2 separate regions of the Homo sapiens genome follow, and region 1 is linked to region 2. A link is an interaction called in ENCODE POLR2A ChIA-PET data of the cell type or tissue named here. Cell type or tissue: IMR-90. All regions are shown on one strand. Links, peaks and the distances in the headings refer to the core of each region. The heading gives the core; the rest is flanking DNA.

Region 1 (10,817 bases), core at 1,179-9,178, 120 kb before region 2:
ACAGCTTTCAAGATGGGAGTCTCCTCCCAATTTTTTTGTTCTAGTCTTAGGGCGGTAACAAGAGGCTTTCTCGTGACATACCTAAGCCTTCCTGCTTTGGACTGAATTGAAAGTAGGGCAGTACTTGCCAATCCCGTGATATTTTGGTGTCTCTCTCTGGTCCTCACCAAGATTAGGAAGTGGGAACATTTAAATCCCATGCCTGCAGGCTCCCTTTCTCCCTCCCTTCTTTTTTTCTTTTTTCCTTTTTCTTTCTTTCTTCCTTTTAAGCCAAGCACACTGCTAAACCCAAATTGGGAGATTTTCCAAAAGTTAGGCCTCTTTAAACTCGATCCTTTCCCCCTTCTTTCTCCCACAGTCATAATGCCTGCCTCACAATGCACCCAAAGGCAGTAAGTCTACAAACGCACAGAGGAGGAAAATAGGAATCGTGTACTGAGTTGTATTTATTTATTTCATTTTTAATTCCTCTTTTACTATTTATTTATTTTTTTGGCCAGGCGAAGTGGCTTATGCCTGTAATCCCAGCACTTTGGGAGGCTGAGGCAAGAGGATCACTTGAGGTCAGGAGTTCAAGATCAGCCTGGGCAACACAGAGCAATCTACCAAAAAAAAAAAAAAAAAGAAAGAAAAAAGTTGGGCATGGTGTATGCCTGTAGTCCTAGCTACTCAGGAGGCTGAGGTGGGAGAATCACCTGAGGCTGCAGTGAGCTATGATTGCACCACTGCACTCCAGCCTGAGCAACAGAGTAAGAGACCCTGTCTCTATAAAAATAAAATAAAACTTGTTTTTTTAGCCGGGCGCGGTGGCTCACACCTGTAATCCCAGCACTTTGGGAGGCTGAGGCAGGCAGATCACCTGAGGTTGGGAGTTAGAGACCAGCCTGACCAACATGAAGAAACCCCGTCTCTACTAAAAATACAAAATTAGCCAGGCATGGTGGCGCATGCCTGTAATCCCAGCTACTCGGGAGGCTGAGGCAGGAGAATCGCTTGAACCTGGGAGATGGAGGTTGCGGTGAGCTGAGATCATGCCATTGAACTCCAGCCTGGAGACAGACTTTTTTTTTTTTTTTTTTTTTTTTTTTTGAGACAGGTCTTGCTCTGTCACCCAGGCTGGGTTCAAACTCCAGGGCTCAAGGGATCCTCCCACCTCCGCCCTGTGTGTAGCTAGCTTACAGGTGTGCACCACTGTGCCCAGTACCATACAGAGTTTTAAATTATTATGATTTTTATTTTGAACACATGACCTCAATCAAACCATGATAGTTATCTTTTTTTTTTTTTTTTTTTTTTTTTGAGATGGAATCTTGCTCTGTTACCCAGGCTGGAGTGCAATGGTGCGATTTTGGCTCACTGCAACCTCTGGATCCGGGGTTTAAGTGATTCTCGTGCCTCAGCCTCCCGAGTAGCTGGAATTACAGGCACACACCACCACACCTGGCCAATTTTTATGGTTTTAGTAGAGATGGGGTTTCACCATGTTGGCCAGGCTGGTCTCCAACTCCTGAGCTCAGATGATCTCAGCCTCCTGAAGTGCTGGGATTACAGGCGTGAGCCACTGCGCCCGGCCTCTTTTTTCTTTTTGTGAGACAAAGTCTCACTCTGTTACCCAAGCTGGAGTGCAGTGGTGCGATCTCGGCTCACTGCAACCTCTGCCTCCCGGGTTCAAGCGATTTTCCTGCCTCAGCCTCCTGAGTAGCTGGGACTACAGATGTGTACCACCATGCCCGGCAGATTTTTGTATTTTTAGTAGAGACGAGGTTTCACTATGTTGGCCAGGCTGGTCTCAAACTCCCGACCTCATGATCCGCCCGCCTCAGCCTCCCAAAGTGCTGGGATTACAGGAGTGAGCCACTGTGCCCGGTGGTTCTTTCCTCATTTCTACTAACAGCATGGCTAAACACGAGTTCATTTTCCTAGGCCAACTCCCCATTTCTTACACTCCAGGCTGTTTGGTTCATTTCCATTTCCACCCAGCAGGGAAGACTAACTTTTCTTCTCCCAGCTCTGGAATTTGTGTTTCTGTTTGTTTGTTTGAAGTCTAACATGGCAGGGGATCCTCCTGCATCTTCCATTCCTGCTCATCTTGGTTCTTCAGAGGGGATCAGGTCTTCCCTGGCAGGGAAATTTTAAAATAACACCTCAGGCAAAGCACAAGAAGCAGCTGAAACCAGCTTTCCCCAAAGACCAGCTGCCTGCTCACCCAACAAACAGTTTGGAATTCCTCTACAGGATTCTATCTTTTGTAGGGGGCATTTATTCAGCCCTTGGTTTACTACCAGAGCTGGTATTTGCTGTCACCCTGTGATAAAAACTACAAAGATAAAAGCTTTCTTAAGGACTGATGGCATCTTTGAGATGCCTCAGGCTGATCTGCAGAGATTTTCACCACAGTTTAGCTGCCTTTGCACCCGTCCTCCGGCCTCACTTATTTTCACACTCTTGGAATTTACTTCATTGATTCCTAATGGCCTGGGCAAGTGGGCCTAGAAAGGGAGGTTATTCTCTGCAATAAGATCACAATTAGAGTCAGCCCTATGGGAGGGAGAAGGAGAGATTTCCTAACCTTTCCTGAAAGCACACCAAGAATTCCCCTTGGCCCAGAGCTGGGGTCAGGAACACGGCTTCCAACTTCTTACTGTCTACCCAAGAATTAAAGCCAGGAAATCACAGCAGAGGGGTCATGTATTCATTCATCAAATATTTATTAGGCATCTACTCTGTATGAGGCACTCTACTAGGGCCTCGGTTTACAAAGATGCATGTCATAGTTCCTACCAGGCAAAGTCAAATAAACCTACAGATGCTCACAGTGCTATGTGATTCACATCTTAAGAGAGGTCTGTGTTGGCCGGGTGTGGTGGCTCACGCCTGTAATCCCAGCACTTTGGGAGGCAGAGGCGGGCAGATCACCTGAGGTCAGGAGTTCCAGACCAACCTGGCCAACATGGTGAAACCTCGCCTCTACTAAAAATACAAAAATTATCTGGGTGTGGTGGCACACACCTGTAATCCCAGCTACTCGGGAGGCTGAGGCAGGAGAATCGCTTGAACCCGGGAGGCGGAGGTTGCGGTGAGCCAAGATTGTGCCACTGCACTCCAGCCTGTGCAACAGAGTAAGACTCTGTCTCAAAAGAAGAAGAGAGGTCTGTGATAAGGTCGAGGATCTCAGAAGAGGGAGGCCATCACACTGCAGATGGTGGAACCTGGTGGAGGAAAGATAGCATCACAGAAGAGGTGACTGTCCGCAGAGCCTTTCAGAAGGCAGAGCTCAGCCGCCGGAGACAAATGGCATGAGGGCTGAAGTATGGGAGAAAGAAGTGACTGTTCTGTTTGAGTCCTTTCTGAAGCAGGCCCAGAAACAATAACTTGAAGGCAGTCATGAATTTGGGAGATGATTCCAGGAAACCGCAGAGGGGTGTGGGGAGTGCAGCAGGGAGTGGAAGAAGGGCATGCATGGCGTGTTAACAAGATGGTTGCCACTGTGGGCGATTGGAGCTCGGTCCCACCAGGCAGCTCTGGAAGTTGATGTAGAGCAAGTTTCAGAGTCATCCAGTAGAAGGGCAAAGAAGGTGGGTGGGGGGAGTTGCTTCCAGGGATACTTCCAGCTTGCCCTGCCTAAGTGTTTTTAGGGCCAAAGAAAAGCCGCAGGAGAGTTGTAGATATGTGCAGCAGTATTCAGTGTGTACGGGTCAATGCAGCCAGATATTAGCGAGGCCCCACAGCATCTGCTACATGGACCAAAGGCACTGAGACATGAAAACAGCACCACAGGCTCGGTGCGGTGGCTCACTCCTGTAATCCCAGCACTTTGGGAGGCTGAAGCAGGCGGATCACCTGAGGTCAGGAGTTCGAGACCAGCCTGGCCAACATGGTGAAACCCTGTCTCTACTAAAAATATGAAAATTAGCTGGACATGGTGGTGGGCACCTATAATCCCAGCTACTCGGGAGGCTGAGGTAGGAGAATCGCTTGAACCTGGGAGGCAGAGGTTGCAGCGAGCCGAGATCATGCCACTGCACTCCAGTCTGGGTGACACAGCGAGACTCCGTCTTAAAAAAATAAATAAATAAAATAAATTTTAAAAACAATAAAAAAAGAAAAAAAAAAAGGAAACAGCACCACAAATGATGGTCCATTTGTCGAAGTGGCAAGAAGTAGGTTGTGATCTGGGAAGGCAGAGTGACACAGAGACACCAGCCTTGGCCAGTATACCACATGGATGAATTGCTAGCACTTACGGGGATGTGAATGAATCATTCCTTCTTCTGTACTCCCAGGCAAAGCAGAGCCCTTGTGCTACTTTAGTATTAGCTTTGTATGCCTACGTGTACCCAACCAGACCATCAGTTGTGGATTGTGATTTCACTCACCATCCTGAGTCTAACAGCCAGCCCAGGGTCTAGCACGGGGCAAGGACCCAGAAGGTATTTGAGTGATGGATGGCTAGTTTGGTTTATACTCACAGCTCTACCCAGAGCTATTTACTGTGCTTAGAGCAGGATTATCTTGGATCCAAAAGGGCACGAGATTATCTTGTGTATGCACTTTGGAAGTGGATTGGAGAGGCGTGGTTGACAGGATGCTCTGAAATATTTTGGAGCTCCTTCTCTGTAAGTCCGAGCCGGTCCCAGGAGACACTTCCTTCCTCCCCTGCTGCTCTAGCAAGGCCTTGGTGGAACTTTGCCGAATCATCATTTTCATGGAAGACATTTTGCCGCAGTCCTGATGTCATCGGAGGAGCCTGGACTTTCCCTCTGGCCTCAGCCAACTGAGTGGCCTAAGCTCCTCTTTCTGACTAGTTCAGACAGCGGTTGCCTCTGGTTGCCAACCAGAGAAAGAGGCTATCATTGTCATTCAACAAGAGGACGACTTTCTGAAGTGGCCATGTGACCTTTTCAGAAAATCCCCATGGAAAGGGGAAATATTGTGATGGTAAACAAGAGGAAAACAGAAACAACTCAGTCACCAAAATGGGGCCTCACACCCAATGATTCTGACACAGACCTCAAGATAGAGGAAAGTTAATAAGATCTCATCACAGAGTCCATAAAGAATCTCTAGAGGTCTAGTCAGTCCATCCTCGTGCTGGAGATACAACCAAACTGAATTCATTAAACAGCTATACTTAAACATTTTTTAGCAAAGAATTTTTTTTTTGTCTTTTCTCATTAGACATCAGAAAATGTTTAGATAAGAGGCTCTTTGGAAAAGAGATTTCTTTTGTCTTTTCCCATTAGGGATCAAAAAATGTTTACAGGTAAGAAGGAATAATAGAACTTATTTCCTGGAAACTCATTTCATAGCTGAGGAAATTGAAGCAGAGCCAGTACTAAAATGTGTTCTTTGAGCCACAGTTCAGAAACTTCCTTCAATCATTCATCAAGCATTCCTTGAGTCCCTGCCCCATGGACTTTTACTTGGAGCTGGGGAAATGCAACTCAGCAAGGCAGTTTCTACACCCCCAGGAGGCAGCTTATAATCCAGATGAACATGAATATTTGCATTGAATTAACTATAACCAGATGTCACCAATGCCATAATGAAGGCACATTCAAATGCATCTTAAGTCTTACTAAAGGGCTTTTTGGTTTTAAAAAATGGGCACCAGGCTAGGTGAGGTGGTTCTTGCCTGTAATCTTAGCACTTTGGGAGGCCCAAGGTGGGAGGATTGCTTGATTTCAGGAGTTTGAAACCAGCCCAGGCAACACAGTGAGACCTCATTTCTACAAAAAATTTTTAAAAATTAGGTAGGCATGATGACACATACTTGTAGTTCCAGCTACTTGGGAGGCTGAGGTGGGACGATCACCTGAGCCTAGGAGGTCAAGGCTGCAATGAGCCGTGATTGTGCCACTGCACTTCTGCCTGGGAGACAGAGTGAGATCTTATCTCAAAAACTAAAAATAAATTTAAAAACAGAGAAATGAATTCACTTGGGCACACACTTAATGACAATTGTGTAAATCCCTAAATTCTGCTGTAAAAACAGAAAACACATGTCCCCATCTCAAGTCTGTAGTGCCAGGCTGTTATTTGTTGAAAGAATTCAAAGGAGCTAGACCTTCCTACTGCTGCAACCTTGGAAATGTGGTCTCACTATGTTGTCTGGGCTGGTTCTCCAAAATAAAAGAAGAAAAGGAAAATCCTTCTACTTGTCCAGATTTATTGTAGAAAACCACAATGAGGCTGGGCATGGTGGCTCACACCTGCATCCCAGCCCTTTGGGAGGCTGAGGCGGGCAGATCACTTGAGATTAGGAGTTCAAGACCAGCCTGGCCAACATGGTGAAACCCCGTCTCTACTAAAAATACAAAAATTAGCTGGACATGGTGGTGGGCGCCTATAATCCAAGCTACCTGGGAGGCTGAGGCAGGATAATTGCTTAAACCCAGTAGGTAGAGGTTTCAGTGAGCTGAGATCATGCCACTGCACTCCAGCCTGGGCGACAGAGTGAGACTGTCTCAAACAAACAAACAAACAAAACAAAATAAATGAAAACCACAATGATATACACTGTCTCTCTCTTTCTCTCTCTCTCTCTCTCTATATATATACACATATATATGTATATATACGTATATATACATATATACATATATATGTGTATATACACACATACATATATATGTGTATATATACACATACATATGTATGTGTATATATACACACATATATATGTGTGTATATATATATATATATATATATATATATATATATACACACACATATATATTTGAGAGAGAGTTTTGCTCTTGTTGCCCAGGCTGGAGTGCAATGGTGCGGTCTTGGCTCACTGCAACCTCCACCTCCTGGGTTCAAGCAATTCTCCTGCCTCAGCCTCCTGAGTAGCTGGGATTACAGGTGCGTGTCACCACACCCAGCTGATTTTTGTATTTTTAGTAGAGACAGGGTTTCACTATGTTGGCCAGGCTGGTCTTGAACTCCTGACCTCGTGATCCGCCTGCCTCAGCTTCCCAAAGTGCTGGGATTACAGGCGTGAGCCACCATGCCCAGCAACTCTGTAACTATTTTAAGCAGAAGGGGATTTATTTATGCAAGTAGGTGCTTACACATTTGTTTTGTTTTGTTTTGTTTTTGAGATAGTCTTGCTCTGTTGCCCAGGCGGGAATGCAGTGGCACAATCTCGGCTCACTGCAACCTCTGCCTCCCGGGTTCAAGCAATTCTCCTGCCTCAGCCTCCCAAGTAGCTGGGATTACAGGCACCTGCCACCATGCCCGGCTAACTTTTGTATTTTTAGTAGAGACAGGGTTTCACCATGTTGGCCAGGCTCGTCTCCAACTCCTGAACTCAAGGCAATCTTCCCGCCTCGGCGTCCCAAAGGGGTAGGATTACAGGCGTGAGCCACTGTGCCCGGCCCTAAACAGTTGTTGGACGAGCAGGTACCTGGCTGGAACTTTGGGCATGACGTCCATAGTAACACTACAGAGCTGGCCTGCCAGGGGAGCTGCCGCATCAGCCCCATCCAGGAAGGTGAGGAATCAGAAAACTACCCCTGTAACTATTGCGTTCATGGACATGCCACTTTCATTTTTCAGGGATCAGAAAAGCTGCCACTGCCGCATCTGGAACAGAGCCGTGCTATGTCTGCCAGGTCCATACCAGCAAAAGATGGGTGCCCTGTGTTCTCTCAATACCCACAAAGCTAGAGCTGCACACTGGGATGGAGCTGCAGGAACATTCTATGTGTGTGCGCCTGTACTTGCTGGAGAAACAGCCAGAAACCTGTCCTCTCCCTTGCTTTTACCTTCTAAACCTGGCTCAGATGGCTCTGTTTGTCAGAACATACATTACATTTGGAACTTTGACTGCAAGGAAGTCTGGGAAAGGTAGCTTTCAGCTTTCCAGCCTTTTAGTACAGGAAGGCATGCTGGAAAAAGAGTGGAATGAGATCACCTATAATAGTTACCACATTCAACATCTCTGTGGACCTTGTCATCTCTTACCTGGCCCTGTGGACCTTGTCATTTCTTACCTGGATGATTGCAATCTCCTCATAACCAATCTCTCTGCTCCCAAGTTCCTTCTTCAGTCTATCCTCTGTGGTGTGCTTGAGGTTTTTTCTCTGAGATACATCCTTGATTATGTCACTTTTCTGCTCAGTCTTGTCACCCATAAAAATAAGAACCAGCTGGGTGTGGTAGCTCACACCTGTAATCCCAGCACTTTGGGAAGCCAAGGTCGGAGGATTGCTTGAGCTCTAGGAGTTTGAGACTAGCCTGGATGTAAAACCCCATCTCTACAAAATATACAAAAATTAGCCAGGCGTGGTGATACATGCCTGTAATCCCAGCTACTTGGGAGGCTGAGGCAGGAGAATCACTTGAACTCAGGAGGTGGAGGCTGCAGTGAGCCGAGATCGAACCACTGCACTCCAGCCTGGGAGACAGAGTGAGACTGTCTCAAACAAACAAACAAACAAACAAACCCATTCTCCTTTCAAAGCTCTTAAGGACCTGGCTCCAACCCATCTTACTAGCTGCAAATCCTGCCACTTTACCACACTCCCAGTCACACCAGATACTAAATGCTTTCTAATCCCAACCCCTACCCCCACATCCGAATCTTGTCATTGTTGTTCATGTGGTTCCTCTGGCTAGAATGCCCTGCCACCCTTCATTTTCTCATTTTTAATTCCCTTGTCCAGGTTGGGAATGGTGGAGCATGTCTGCAATCCCAGTACTTTGGGAGGCCAAGGAAGGCAGATGGCTTGAGCCCAGGAGTTTGACACCAGCCTAGGCAACATAGCAAGACCCCATGTCTACAAAACATTTAAAGAAAAGTTAGTTGGGCATGGTGGCACATGCTTGTAATTCCGGCTACTTGGGAGGTTGAGACAGGCAGATTGCTTGAGTCCAGTCCGGGAGTTTGAGACTGCAGTGAGTTATGATCACACTACTGCACTCCAGCCTGGATGACAGAGTGAGACCATCTCTAAATTTTTTTTTTCTTTTTGAGACGGAGCCTCGCTCTGTCATCCAGGCTGGAGTACAGTAGCGTGATCTCTGCTCACTGCAACCTCCACTTCCAGATTCAAGTGATTCTCGTGCCTCACGCCCAGCAATGTTTTGTATTTTTTGTTGCTGTTGTTGAGACACAGTTTTACTCTGTCACCCAGGCTGGAGTGCAGTGGTGCCATCTTGGCTCACTGCAACCTCTGCCTCCCGGGTTCAAGCGATTCTCCTGCCTCAACCTCCCAAGTAGTTGAGACTACAGGCACGCACTGCCACACCCACCCTAATTTTTTAATATATTTTTAGTAGAGACTGGATTGCTCCATATTGGCCAGGCTGGTCTCAACCTCCTGACCTCAAGTGATCCACCCGCCTTGGCCTCCCAAAGTGTTGAGATTACAGACATGAGCCACCGCACCTGGCCTAAAATTTTTTCTTTCAATAAAAACATAATAATAACTCCCTGTCCAAGGCCAGGCACAGTGGCTCACGCCTGTAATCCCAACACTTTGGGAGGCTGAGGCGGGTGGATTACCCAAGCTCAGGAGTTCAGGACCAGCCTGGCCAACATGGTGAAACCCTGTCTCTACTAAAAAAATACAAAAATTAGCTGGGTATGGTGGCAGGCACCTGTAATCCCAGCTACTTGGGAGGCTGATATAGGAGAATTGCTTGAACCCAGGAGGCACAGGTTGTGGTGAGCCAAGATCGCGCCATTGCCCTCCAGCCTGGGCAAAAAGAGAGAAACTCCATCTCAAAATAATAATAATAATAATAATCCCCTGTCCAAATATTACCATCTCTAGGAATTTTCCCTTACTGTTTCCCTTTTTCCCCACAGGCACAATTAATAGATTCTTCTGGCATTTACAACCATCTCTACTGCTCCCCTCACTTTGTACTCTTGTATAGTTATACATGTGTCTGTAGTTCCAAGGTGATGGAATGGATCATGTTTCTATTTATCTGTGTATGCCCAGTGTTTGACTCTTGATAGATTATGAATACTTGTTGAACAAGTGAATGAATGGATGAATGATTGTCCTGCATGTCTAAGACACCCAATCACACCTGACTGGCTTTTATCTTCAGTTTATAGACATGCTCATCTCAAAAGGCCAGCTCTCCTTTGATCCAATGGTGATTACCCTATCACTGTTCTTCATTTCATGGCCCCATTAGTTGAGCAGTTTGTCTTGCTTGCTGTCTTCCCGCCTTCACTGCCCAGTCACTGCTCAGCCTTACCACTCCACGGAAACCACCCTTGTCAAGGGCGCCCGTTATCTCCCAGTTGCAAAACAAAATGATCGTTTTCAATCCTTGTCTTATTAACCGTTTGCCTCAGTTGACTTTGTAAACACACCTTCCTTCTTGAATCTAATTATTTCCTGGACTAACGCTTTCTTCTTAGCTTCTCCATATGCTCTTGTCCCTTTGCCAGGACACAGTTTCTGTCCCTAGTCCTATCCTCCTCTTGTTCACCCAACACTCTGGGCGATCTCTTGGCTTCAAGCCTTATCAATTCGCTGCCAAGACATCAAACTTGTGCCTACATACGGGACATTCTTCTGCCTGCTAGGTGCACCTGATGAGGCTCACTAGGCCTGTATGTGTGGGAGTTTTGAAGTTCGGGAGTTTGAAGATGAATTCAGGCACTACAGCAATGACGTCCAAAGTGGTGCCTCTGCTGCTGCTCTGATCCCTTGCTATGTGCACTAATACTGCACTCAGAACTAGTGACCTTGTTAAAACTAGCATCTGTCTGGGCACGGTGGCTCATGTTTTTAATCCCAACACTTTGGGAGACCAACGCAGGCTGATAGCTTGAGGTCAGGAGT
Region 2 (10,817 bases), core at 1,123-9,122:
GCTCCTCTGAAACCCTCAGGGTGTCCTGGAATTTCAAAGTCATAACCCAGACCCACCCTTCCGCCTATCCCCTTATCTCCAACCACACCCAACCCAACCCTCTCTGCTTGGCAGGCCAGCATCCTCCTTGTCCTAGGACCAGGGGAGCTCCATTCAGCTCCTTCGCAGCTACTCTCCTCTATACAGAGAACCCCATACTCTTTGTCCTTTCCTCTTTATCTCTCCAGATGTTATCCTTTGAAGCTCAGCTAGTCTGTGGCCAGACCACCCTGATCACTCCCGATCTCATCTGAAGCTCACCTCAACTCCTTCCTTCTCCAGGTCACCTTTGTCACCTTTTTTAATCTGCATCGGGAATGGCAAACAGGTTTCGTTTTATGTAAACCAAGTCCATGCCATTGACAATGGTTGCATAGAGAATTCTATTTTATTTATTTATTCCAGAGTCTTACTCTGTCACCCAGGCTGGAGCGCACTGCCGCGATCATGGCTCACTGTAGCTTCTACCTCCAGGGCTCAAACAGTCCTCCTGCCTCAATTTCTGAGTAGCTGGGACTACACGCATGCACCCCCATGCCCAGCTAATTTTGTTTGCTTTTTGTAGAGACAGGTCTCACTATGTTGCCCAAGCTGGTCCCCAACTCCTGGGCTCCAAGGATCCTCCCACTTCAGCCTCCCAAGGTGCTAGGGTGGCAGGTGTGAGCCACCGTGCCTCGCCTTGCATGGAGAATTCTGAAAGCCTGCCCATGTTCAAAGGAAAAAGAGTCCTGTGATCATAGTGGTTTTTGCCATAGGCAAAAGAAGGAAAAGTGACAGAATGAATGTGACATATTTTTCATCCAGATTATAATAATTATTTTAGACCTGTGATGTCCAGTACGGAAGTCCCTAGCCACACATGGCTATTTAAATTCAGATTAAAAAGAAGAAAAATAGGGCTGGACGCGGTGCTTCACGCCTGTAATCCCAGCACTTTGGGAGGCCGAGACGGGTGGATCACAGGTCAGGAGTTCAAGACCAGCCTGGCCAATATAGTGAAACCCTATCTCTACTAAAAATATAAAAATTAGCTGGGTGCGATGGCGTGTGCCTGTAGTCCCAGCTACTTAGGAGGTGAGACAGGAGAATTGCTTGAAACCAGGAGGTGGAGGTTGCAGTGAGCTAAGATTGTACCACTGCACTACAGCCTGGGCAACAGAACGAGACTCCATCTCGAAAAAAAGAAGAAGAAAAATAATAATAATTTAATTAAAATTAAGTACAGAAGATGCTCCACCTAGAATTTTTAAACTTCATGATCGTCCAGGCATGGTGCCTCACACCTGTAATCCCAGCACTTTGAGAGGCCAAGGTGGGCGGATCACCTGAGGTCGGGAGTTCCAGACTAGCCTGGCCAACATGGTGAAACCCCGTCTCTACTAAAAATGCAAAAATTAACCAGGTGTGGTGGCACACGCCTGTAATCCCAGCTCATCGGGAGGCTGAGCCAGGAGAATCGCTTGAACCCGGGAAGCGGAGGTTGCAGTGAGCCGAGATCACACCACTGTAATCCAGCCTGGGTGATAGAGTGAGACTCCATCTCAAAAAAAAAAAAAAAAAAAAAAGGGGGTCTAATATCCTTAAAATCCATCGTGAAGTTTATTTACTTTTATTTTAATATTTATTTATTTATTTATTTATTTATTTATTTATTTATTTATTATTTTTTAGATGGAGTCTCGCTTTGTTGCCCAGGCTGGAGTGCAGTGGCACAATCTCGGCTCACTGCAACCTCCGCCTTCCGGGTTCAGGCAATTCTCCTGTTTCAGCCTCCCAAGTAGCTGGGATTACAGGTGTGTGCCACCACACCTGGCTAATTTTTGTATTTTTAGTAGAGAGAGGGTTTTGCCATGTTGGCCAGACTTGTCTCGAGCTCTTCGGGTGATCTGCCCACCTCAGCCTCCCAAAATGCTGGGATTACAGGTGTGAGCCACCATGCCCCGCCTTAGATGCTTTTTTTTTTTTTTTTTTTTTTTTTTTTGTGACAGAGTCTCCTTCTGTCACCCAGGCTGGAGTGCAGTGGCACGATCTTGGCTCACTGCAGCTTCTGCCTCCCAGGTTCAAGTAATTCTCCTGCCTCAGCCTCCTGAGTAGCTGGGATTACAGGCATGTGCTACCATGCCCAGCTAATTTTTATTTTTAGTAGAGACAGGGTTTCACCATGTTGGCCATGGTTGGCCCATCTGGTCTCAAACTCCTGACCTCAAGTGATCTGCCCACCTTGGCCTCCCCAAAGTGTTGGGATTACAGGCGTGAGCCACCTCGCCCAGCCACATTTTTGACTTATGATATTTTTTACTTATGATGGGGTTAATGGAAAGTAGCCCATTGTAAGTCAAGGAACATCTGTAAAATTAAAAATTTTTAATATGGTAGCCAGCGGCACATTTCAAGTGCTTAATAGACATATGTGGCTACTGGCTACTATCCTGATAGCAGCAAAGATACAGAAACTTTCCACCATTACAGAGTTATACGAGATGGCCCTGTTTTATTATTTCTTTCTTTATTATTTATTTATTTATTTATTTATTTATTTATTTATTTTTTTTTTGAGACGGAGTCTCGCTCTGTCGCCCAGGCTGGAGTGCAGTGGCGGGATCTCGGCTCACTGCAAGCTCCGCCTCCCGGGTTCACGCCATTCTCCTGCCTTAGCCTCCTAAGTAGCTATGGCCACAGGCGCATGCCACCATGCCCAGCTAATTTTTGTTTTTGTTTTTTTCTTTTTGAAACAGGGTCTTACTTACTCTGTCACCCAGGCTGGAGTGCAGTGGCACGATCTCGGCTCACTGCAACCTCCACCTCCCAGGTTCAAGCAATTCTCCTGCCTTTGCCTCCCAAGTAGCTGGGATTACAGGTGCATGCCACCATGCCTGGCTAGGGTTTGTATTTTTAGTAGAGATGGGTTTTCACCATATTGGCCAGGCTGGTCTTGAACTCCTGACCTCAGGTCTCCCAAGTGCTAGGATTACGGTGGCTCCCATTTTAGATATGTAGTTACATGACAATGCAAGGAAGAATATATTTGCTTAGTGTGTGTGCCTTGTTTTCTCAGTGAGAGACCAAAAGGGTTTTTTGTTGTTTTTTTTTTAAAAAAGCCTCACTCTGTCGCCAGGCTGCAGTACAGTGGCACGATCTCAGCTCACTGCAACCTCGGCCTCCTGGTTTCAAGGGATTCTCCTGCCTCAGCCTCCCAAGTAGCTGGGACTACAGGCGTGCCACCACGCCCAACTAATTTTTGTATTTTTAATAGAGATGGTGTTTCACCATTTTGGCCAGGATGGTCCTGATCTCTTGACCTTGTGATCTGCCCGCCTTGGCCTCCCAAAGTGCTGGGATTACAGGCATGAGCCACCACACCTGGCCCAAAACATTTCTATGGGCAGTAATCTTCGCTTACATTTATTTTGTAACCTTAGTGCACCTAACCAGTGCTAGATATATAAGAAATACTTCGTAAGTATTTGTTGAATTGATTTTTTAGTACTTAATGGGCAGTGCACCATTAAAGTAAAGTGTATGAATTTTGAAATACGAAAACAAGTTTCTGGCCCCTTCTCTTCTGCAAACTAACATGTGACTTAGAATATCTCATTTAACTGAAGCAGGTCAGTTTCCTCAAGGGTAAACAGTTGTAGACTGGACTATATTGGAAGATTCTTCCAGGTTTGGAATTTTGTGGTACATATGGAGTATTCACTTTTAAATAAAAACGTACACCCCCCCACCCCCCAAACACACACACACACACACAATGAAAACTAGCAGGTTAAAAAATATTCTAGCTTATTTTAAACTTCATTTGTCCTGGGAGGCTGAGGCGGGCGTTACCAGTTGAGGCCAGGAGTTCGAGACCAGCCTGGCCAACATGGTGAAACCCCGCCTTTACTAAAAATACAAAAGTTAGTCCGGGCGCAGTGTCTCATGCCTGTAACCCCAGCATTTTGGGAGTCCAAGGCGGGTGGATGACTTGAGGTCAGGAGTTCAAGACCAGCCTGGCCAACATGGTGAAACCCTGTCTCTACTAAAAAATACAAAAAAAAAAAAAAAAAAAAAAAAATTGCCAGGTGTGATCTCAGCTACTTGGCAGGCTGAGGCAGGAGGATCGCTTGAATCTGGGAGGCAGAGGTTGCAGTGAGCCGAGATCACACCACTGCACTCCAGCCTGAGCAACAGAGCTAGATTCCGTCTTAAAAAAAAAAAAAAATTAGCCAGTTGTGGTGGCATACGCCTGTAGTCCCAGCTACTTGGGAGGCTGAGGTGGGAGGATTGCTTGAACCCAGGAGGTGGAGGTTGCAGTGAGCCAAGATCACACCACGACACTGCAGGGTGGCTGCCTGGGCAAGAGAGAGTGAGACTGTCTCAAAAAAATAAAATAAAACAAACACAAAACCAACAACTTCATTTATCTAATTTTTCAAAGATATAAGCCTAGCATTTCCAGATTAAATTCTCTGCCACAGCTATAGCTGACTTGGGCAAGTCAGATGGAGAGGTAGTTGCCTTCGTCAAACCTGGTGAGGTTTTGTACTATCTTTAGTCTCACTACATGCAGCAGTCACCAGTCAATGCTGCCAGCCCTTTTCCATTGCTCTAAGTCAGGCATCAGTAAACTGTGGTCTGTTGTCTGTTTATGTGTGGCCCTCTAGCTAATGGTTTTTACATTTTTAAAAGGTTGCAAAAAAAAAAAAAAAAAAAAAAAAAAAAGAACCAAACTGGGCAGCACAGTGAGAGACCCTGTCTCTACATAAAATAAAAAAATTAGCCAAGTGTAGTGAAGCACACCTGCAGTCTACTCAGGAGGCCGAAGCAGGAGGATCCCTGGAGCCAGGGAGGTTGAGGCTGCAGTGAGCTGTTATGGCACCACTGTACTCCAGCCTGGGTGACAGAGGGAGATCCTGTCTCAAAAACAAAAAACAAAAACCCCAAAAACAAAAAACAAAAAGAAACAAATAAAAGAATAATATGTAACAGAAAACACATGGCTTGCAAAGCCTATAGTATTTACCTAGCCCATGACAGAAATGTTTGCCATCCTCTGTACTCAGTGACTTTCTTGTACAGACCCAACCATTTTTTAAGGCCAATCGTTTTCTGAAGTGTTCTAAGGTCCTGTGACTCAAACACCATGGAATTAAACTCTATCTTCTCTATGATTTAGAAAACTCTGAAGACAGGGAAGGGCAGCCAGGCTGGCGGGGAGTAGATGGGGACCCTCGGCTTGATCAGCTTTGTATTGAAATACTACAAAGTAGGCAGGATCCCGTGTTCTGAAAGCAGAAAGCGAGTCCTTGGATCCAGAGTCTGTGTGTTCTGGTCTTGGCTTTGGGAATTTGATGAGTCACGGTTTCTGGCTGTGTCCTCCTTGACTTACAGCTTTCACAAGAATGAATTCTGAAGGTCCCATGAAGGGGGAGAGCTGTGAGAATCGTCATCTAAGGTCCATGCTTGCATTTCAGTTTGTCCTTCTTTTTCTTTTTCTTCTTGTTGCCTCTCCTTTGAGCACTCCGGGGATCTAGATTGGATGGGCAGCTAAAGGGACTGAAATGAAGAGGCAAGAGCCAAACTTCAGGCCCTAGAGCAGGGCTGGGCCAGTATCTGAATTCTGATAGCAGCACTGCCAGGCCAGCCCCAGGGCAAATGCAAAGTTGATTGGTTTTTCTTAAGAACTCTTACTTTTCTTTCTGATGCTCACTGCCAGGTGTCCAAGGGCCCTGGAGCTTCCCAAATCTCCTTTCTACTTAAGCCTATTCCCTAGGTTTTTACCAAGCCTTGGCTTTTAAAATGCCCCTCTTCTTAGTTACCAAAAAACTCCAGTTTTTGCATTTTTTCCCCTATTTATCCTTTTTTTCCCCTTCCTCTCTTTGTCCCATTCTTTCCTCTAGGCTATTTTCGAAGTTCTTTCGCCCCTGGCTTCTGTATACACAACTGCCTTTAGAATAATCCAGTGTGCCTCACCTTAATAAAAATCCAGATTTACAAAACAAAAATTGTTTGAAAGGTGAATGTTTTTGTTAAAGAAATCTGGCCAATATGAAAGACCAGCATCTCTTTTTTTATGTTTATCACTTTGTTTGTGACAGTCTCACTCTGTGATCTGCAACCCTGCCTCCTGGGTTCAAGCGATTCTCGTGCCTCAGCTTCCCAAGTAGCTGGGACTACAGGTGTGCTAATAGTCGTATTTTGTACTAATAAAATAGCTGGCTAATTTTCGTATTTTTAGTAGAGACAGGGTTTCGCCATGTTGGCCAGGCTGGTTTCAAACTCCTGGCCTCAAGCAATCTGCGCACCTTGGCCTCCCAAAGTGCTGGGATTACAGACCTGAGCCATCATGCCTGGCCATGTTTATCACTTTCTACATTTCATTATAGCAAGCGGTAACTAGGGGAGGTCCCCTAGTTGGGTGCAAGCAGATTCATTTTTGTATTTGCAAATCATGTAACACAGTGAAATTCATAGCCTTACCCCCATACTGGATCATAAAAATATTTTACTTTCCCTATTTTGTTTACTATCAAGCCTGAGCTCATTAAATATATCCAGTGGCCTGGATCAGGATCATGTGAAAAACAGGACCTTGGCTTGCTTACAACGTTTGCATTTGTTTTGGTTGGTACAGATTCATTTGGATAAATTCCCAGCTTATTCTCAAAGAAGATTCTAGCGCAGTACCGGGCTCCCAGTGGCTTTTCATTCATAGTAATGAGCATTAGCCGAGCGTGGTGACGTGCGCCTGTAGTCCTAGCTACTCAGGAGGCTGAAGCAGGAGGATTGCTTGAGCCCAGGAGGTCAAGGCTGCAGTGAGCTGAGCGGTGTCTGTGCACCATTGCTGCATTCTAGAATTCCCAGCCCAGAACTATGCTGTTGTCATGCCTAGGAAAGCATCCATGAGAAAATCCTTTTCTGAGTCCGAATGCCAATTCCAGTTCTGGTTAGAATTCCTTGACACACACGGCACTTCCAGCCTTGGTTTTCACGGTTGCTGTGATAGCAGAACACACAGCTGTGAAACAGAGAGAAGATGAGCAACAGAAATGGATGTGCTAAAATGTGAGATGAAAATATGCAGAAAAGCCAACCATCTTTAGAAATCTCATTTATTCAGGGTTCAGTGTAAGCCTAATAGGTACAAGCTGAGATTTTGGAGTCTGGTGGGTTCCAGTCTTGCTTTCCACCAATAATTAGCTTCACTTGACTTCTTTGGGTTTCCGTTTCCTCATTTGTATGAGAAAATAGGGATCATGAGAGTACTTGCCACATGAGATTTGGCAGGAGGTTGTATATGTCGAGAATTTAGCACTGTGTCTAGTACACAGCAGGTGCTTAATAAATGTTTGTATTAGTGTTTTAGCACATGTGGGAGGGACATAGCCGAGTGCAGTGTTTCTCAAATTTTGGGGACTCTGGACATCTTCACAGACAGATAAGATACAGGGCACTCAATTGGCTGTAACTTCAGATAAACAGTAAATAATTTATTAGTACAAGTATTTCCCAAACATTGTATGGAACATATATGAAAATATTCATTTCTTATCTGAAATTCAAGTTTAATTGGGCACCCTGAAGTTTTATTTGCGAAATCAGACAACCCTGTTTTCCTTTCCTTTTCTTTTCCTCTTTTTTTTTTTTTGAGACAGGGCTCACTCTGTCACCCAAGCTGGAGTGCAGTGGCGCGATTACTGCTCACTGCCGCTTCAACCTCCCAGGCTCAGGTAATCCTCCCACCTCAGCTTCCAAAGTAGCTGGGACCACAGGTGCATGCCACTATGCCTGACTAATTTTTGGTATTTTTTGTAGAGACAAGGTTTCACCACGTCACCCTGGCTGATTTTTTTTTTTTCCTAGATGGAGTTTTGCTCTTGGCGCCCAGGCTGGAGTGCAATGGCGTGATCTCAGCTCACTGCAACCTCTGCCTCCTGGGTTCAAGCAATTCTCCTGCCTCAGTCTCCCGAGTAGCTAGGATTACAGGTGCCTGCCACCATGCCCAGCTAATTTTTGTATTTTTGGTAGAGACAGGGTTTCACCATGTTGGCCGGGTTGGTCTCCAACTACTAACCTCAGGCTATCTGCCCGTCTTGGCCTCCCAAAGTGCTGGGATTATAGGCGTGAGCCACCACGCCCGGCCTACCATGGCTGATCTTGAACTCCTGAGCCCAAGCCAGGAGGGCTGGGATTACAGGCATGAGCCACTGTGCCTAGCCCTGTTTTTATATTCTTAAAAATTATTAGCCAGGTGTGGTGGCTCACTCCTATAATCCCAGCACTTTGGGAGGCTGAGGCGGGTGGGTCACTTGAGGTCAGGAGTTCAAGACCAGCCTGGCCAACATGGTGAAACACTGTCTCTACTAAAAATATCAAAAATTAGCCAGGCATAGTGGCGCATGCCTATAATCCCAGCTACTTGGGAGGCTGAGGCATAAGAATCGCTTGAACCCCGGAGGCAGAGGTTGCAGTGAGCCGAGATCATACCACTGCACCCCAGCCTGGGTGAGTGAGACTCTGTGTAAAAAAAAAAAAAAAAAAAAAGATTTTTGAGAAATGCAAAGTGCTTTTAAAGTGCTTTTATTTGGGTTCTATATATTGATATTTACTGCATTAGAAATTAAAATTAAGAAAAATATTAATTTCCTTTAACAAGAATAATAGTAAGCTCATTTTTTATGAAAATGTTTTCATGAAAAATAATTATATTTCCAAAAAAAGTAGATAAAGAGAAGATCATGTCGTTTATATTTTTTCAAATCTCTTTGATGATTGTCTTGATAGAAGTCAGCTGTATGCTCATATTTGCTTCTGCTTCAATCTATTGAGGTATGTCATTTTCACTGAAATTCTATAGGGAAAGAAAATTCAACCTCACAAAGATATGCAATTGGAAAAGGGAGGAATATTATAGTAGAATTTTTGGATTATTGTGAACATTCTTCTTTGATACTAAACCCAAACTCTACAAGAGGTAGTTTTTGTTTTGTTTTGTTTTGTTTTGTTTGAGATGGAGTCTTGCTCTGTTGCCCAGGCTGGAATGCAGTGGCACAATCTCAGTTCACTGCACCCTCTGCCTCCCAGGTTCAAGAGATTCTCCTGCCTCAGCCTCCCGAGTATCTGGGATTACAGGCGCCTGCCACCACGCCGGGCTAATTTTTGTATTTTTAGTAGAAACAGGGCTTCACCATGTTGGAAAGGCTGGTCTCGAACTCCTGACCTCAGGTGATCTGCCAGCCTTGGCCTCCCAAAGCTCTAGGATTACAGGCGTGAGCCACTGCACCCAGCCAAGAGGTAGTTTCTTAAAGGTTAGTTGCAGCAGAATCTGAAACCATAAAAAGGAAATTTTCATGCTCTGTTACATTAAAATTGGTTGGCCCATCTTGAACTTTGAATGGACTGCTTACCCATGCATGATTCTGTAACATCATGGTTGGTTATTTGGAAAATATTGGTTCACTGAATTGTGAAGATCTTCCAAATATTGAAACATTTCAGTATGTATTTTTAAAAATCCACATTTGTTAATGTCATAGCTGATCTCATGAGAAAAGCCTTTAATCACTGACAAGCAGTCAAGCTTGTGGTGATAAATGCAGGTTGCCCCCAAATTTTTTCTTCCTTTTTTTGTATTTTTTAAAATTATTTTTCTTCTCCTTGCACAGCAGAGCTAACTCATAGGCAGTACACCCAGAGTTAGCCAGGTTCCCCCATATTTAACTTTTGCTTGAAAGCTTGAATTTGATCATTGGAAATCAATACTGTCTGTTGTGTTCTTTGAAGTGCCAGGGTCACTTCATTCATTTTCTAGAAAAGGTCTGCCAAATATTCAAGTCTAAATAATCATAGTTTGTTTTATCAAGTAATGTAGCCTGTGACTCTCAAGTGATTTTTCCTTGAGACAGCAATCATAATTTGGTATACAGTAGAAGTGCTTTATCATACTTTCTGTTTCATCGCACAGAATATTTTTAAAACATCTACTTGAATTGAGACTTAATAAAATAAATAGGCTGGATGTGGTGGCTCATGCCTGTAATCCCAGCACTTTGGGAGTCTGAGGCAGGTGGATCACCTGAGGTCAGGAGTTCAAGACCAGCCTGGCCAACATGGTGAAACCCCATCTCTACTAAAAATACAAAAATTAGCTGGATGTTATGGCAGGTGCCTGTAATCCCAGCTACTTGGGAGGCTGAGGCAGGAGAATCACTTGAACCCAGGAAGTGGAGGTTTCAGTGAGCCTAGATTGTGCCACTGCACTCCAGCCTGGGCAACAAGCAGACTCTGTCTCAAACAACAGCAACAAAAAAATTAAAATTAAAAAATTTAAAACATTTTAAAAAGAAATAAAAAATAAAATAAAATTAATACTGTGTTACCAAATACATTCTTAAGGAAAATTGGCTTTAAAAAAAGGTAGAACAACTTCAAATGCCTGGTGGTAAAAAAATGCCACAATTACTAGTATACTTTGGTGGCACTGCCTCTCACACGGCTAGAAGTTTTAGCCACCATTGCCTTTTTATCACTAGTCCGTGTCAATGCCGTGTAAAAGGGAAATATGTTAGTATTTTTAAGAACCGTGGAGCCTCTCAGCATTCCAGGGACCTCACTTTGAGAACTGCTGGTCTAGCGGTTGATGTCCCCATGATAGGCAGCACCGGACAGTGTAGACTGATCTCCCCTCTCCTATTGCAGCCCCTCCTTCCTTGGGCAGTTTGGGAAAGCACCAAGAGCCCCTGGGCCCTTTCTTACACATCTGTTGAGGTTGGCTAGGTGATGAGCAGTTTCTG

Evidence for each region. ChIA-PET counts read pairs that join two places held together with the same protein. Peaks named below come from ENCODE experiments on the same cell type or tissue, not always from the same donor. Only the 100,000 strongest peaks of a DNase experiment are listed, where the experiment ranks them.
Region 1: POLR2A ChIA-PET joins it to region 2 with 13 read pairs; 4 of 35 experiments call an interaction of 5 or more read pairs at or near these places.

What each region holds. Positions count from the first base shown.
Region 1 is chr4:40,642,945-40,653,761 of GRCh38, reverse strand. No RefSeq gene overlaps it. Among named protein-coding and RNA genes, the nearest start is that of RBM47, 18 kb to the right of the region's middle. In IMR-90, for the core only: no CTCF peak of the experiment used is centred there; no DNase peak of the experiment used is centred there; H3K27me3 peaks cover 683 bases.
Region 2 is chr4:40,520,719-40,531,535 of GRCh38, reverse strand. All of the region lies in intron 2 of RBM47 (RNA binding motif protein 47), which reads left to right. Among named protein-coding and RNA genes, the nearest start is that of MIR4802, 24 kb to the right of the region's middle. RefSeq lists enhancers at 4,358-5,158, 5,159-5,958. In IMR-90, for the core only: no CTCF peak of the experiment used is centred there; DNase peaks (open chromatin) are centred at 5,395 and 6,615; H3K27ac peaks cover 1,130 bases.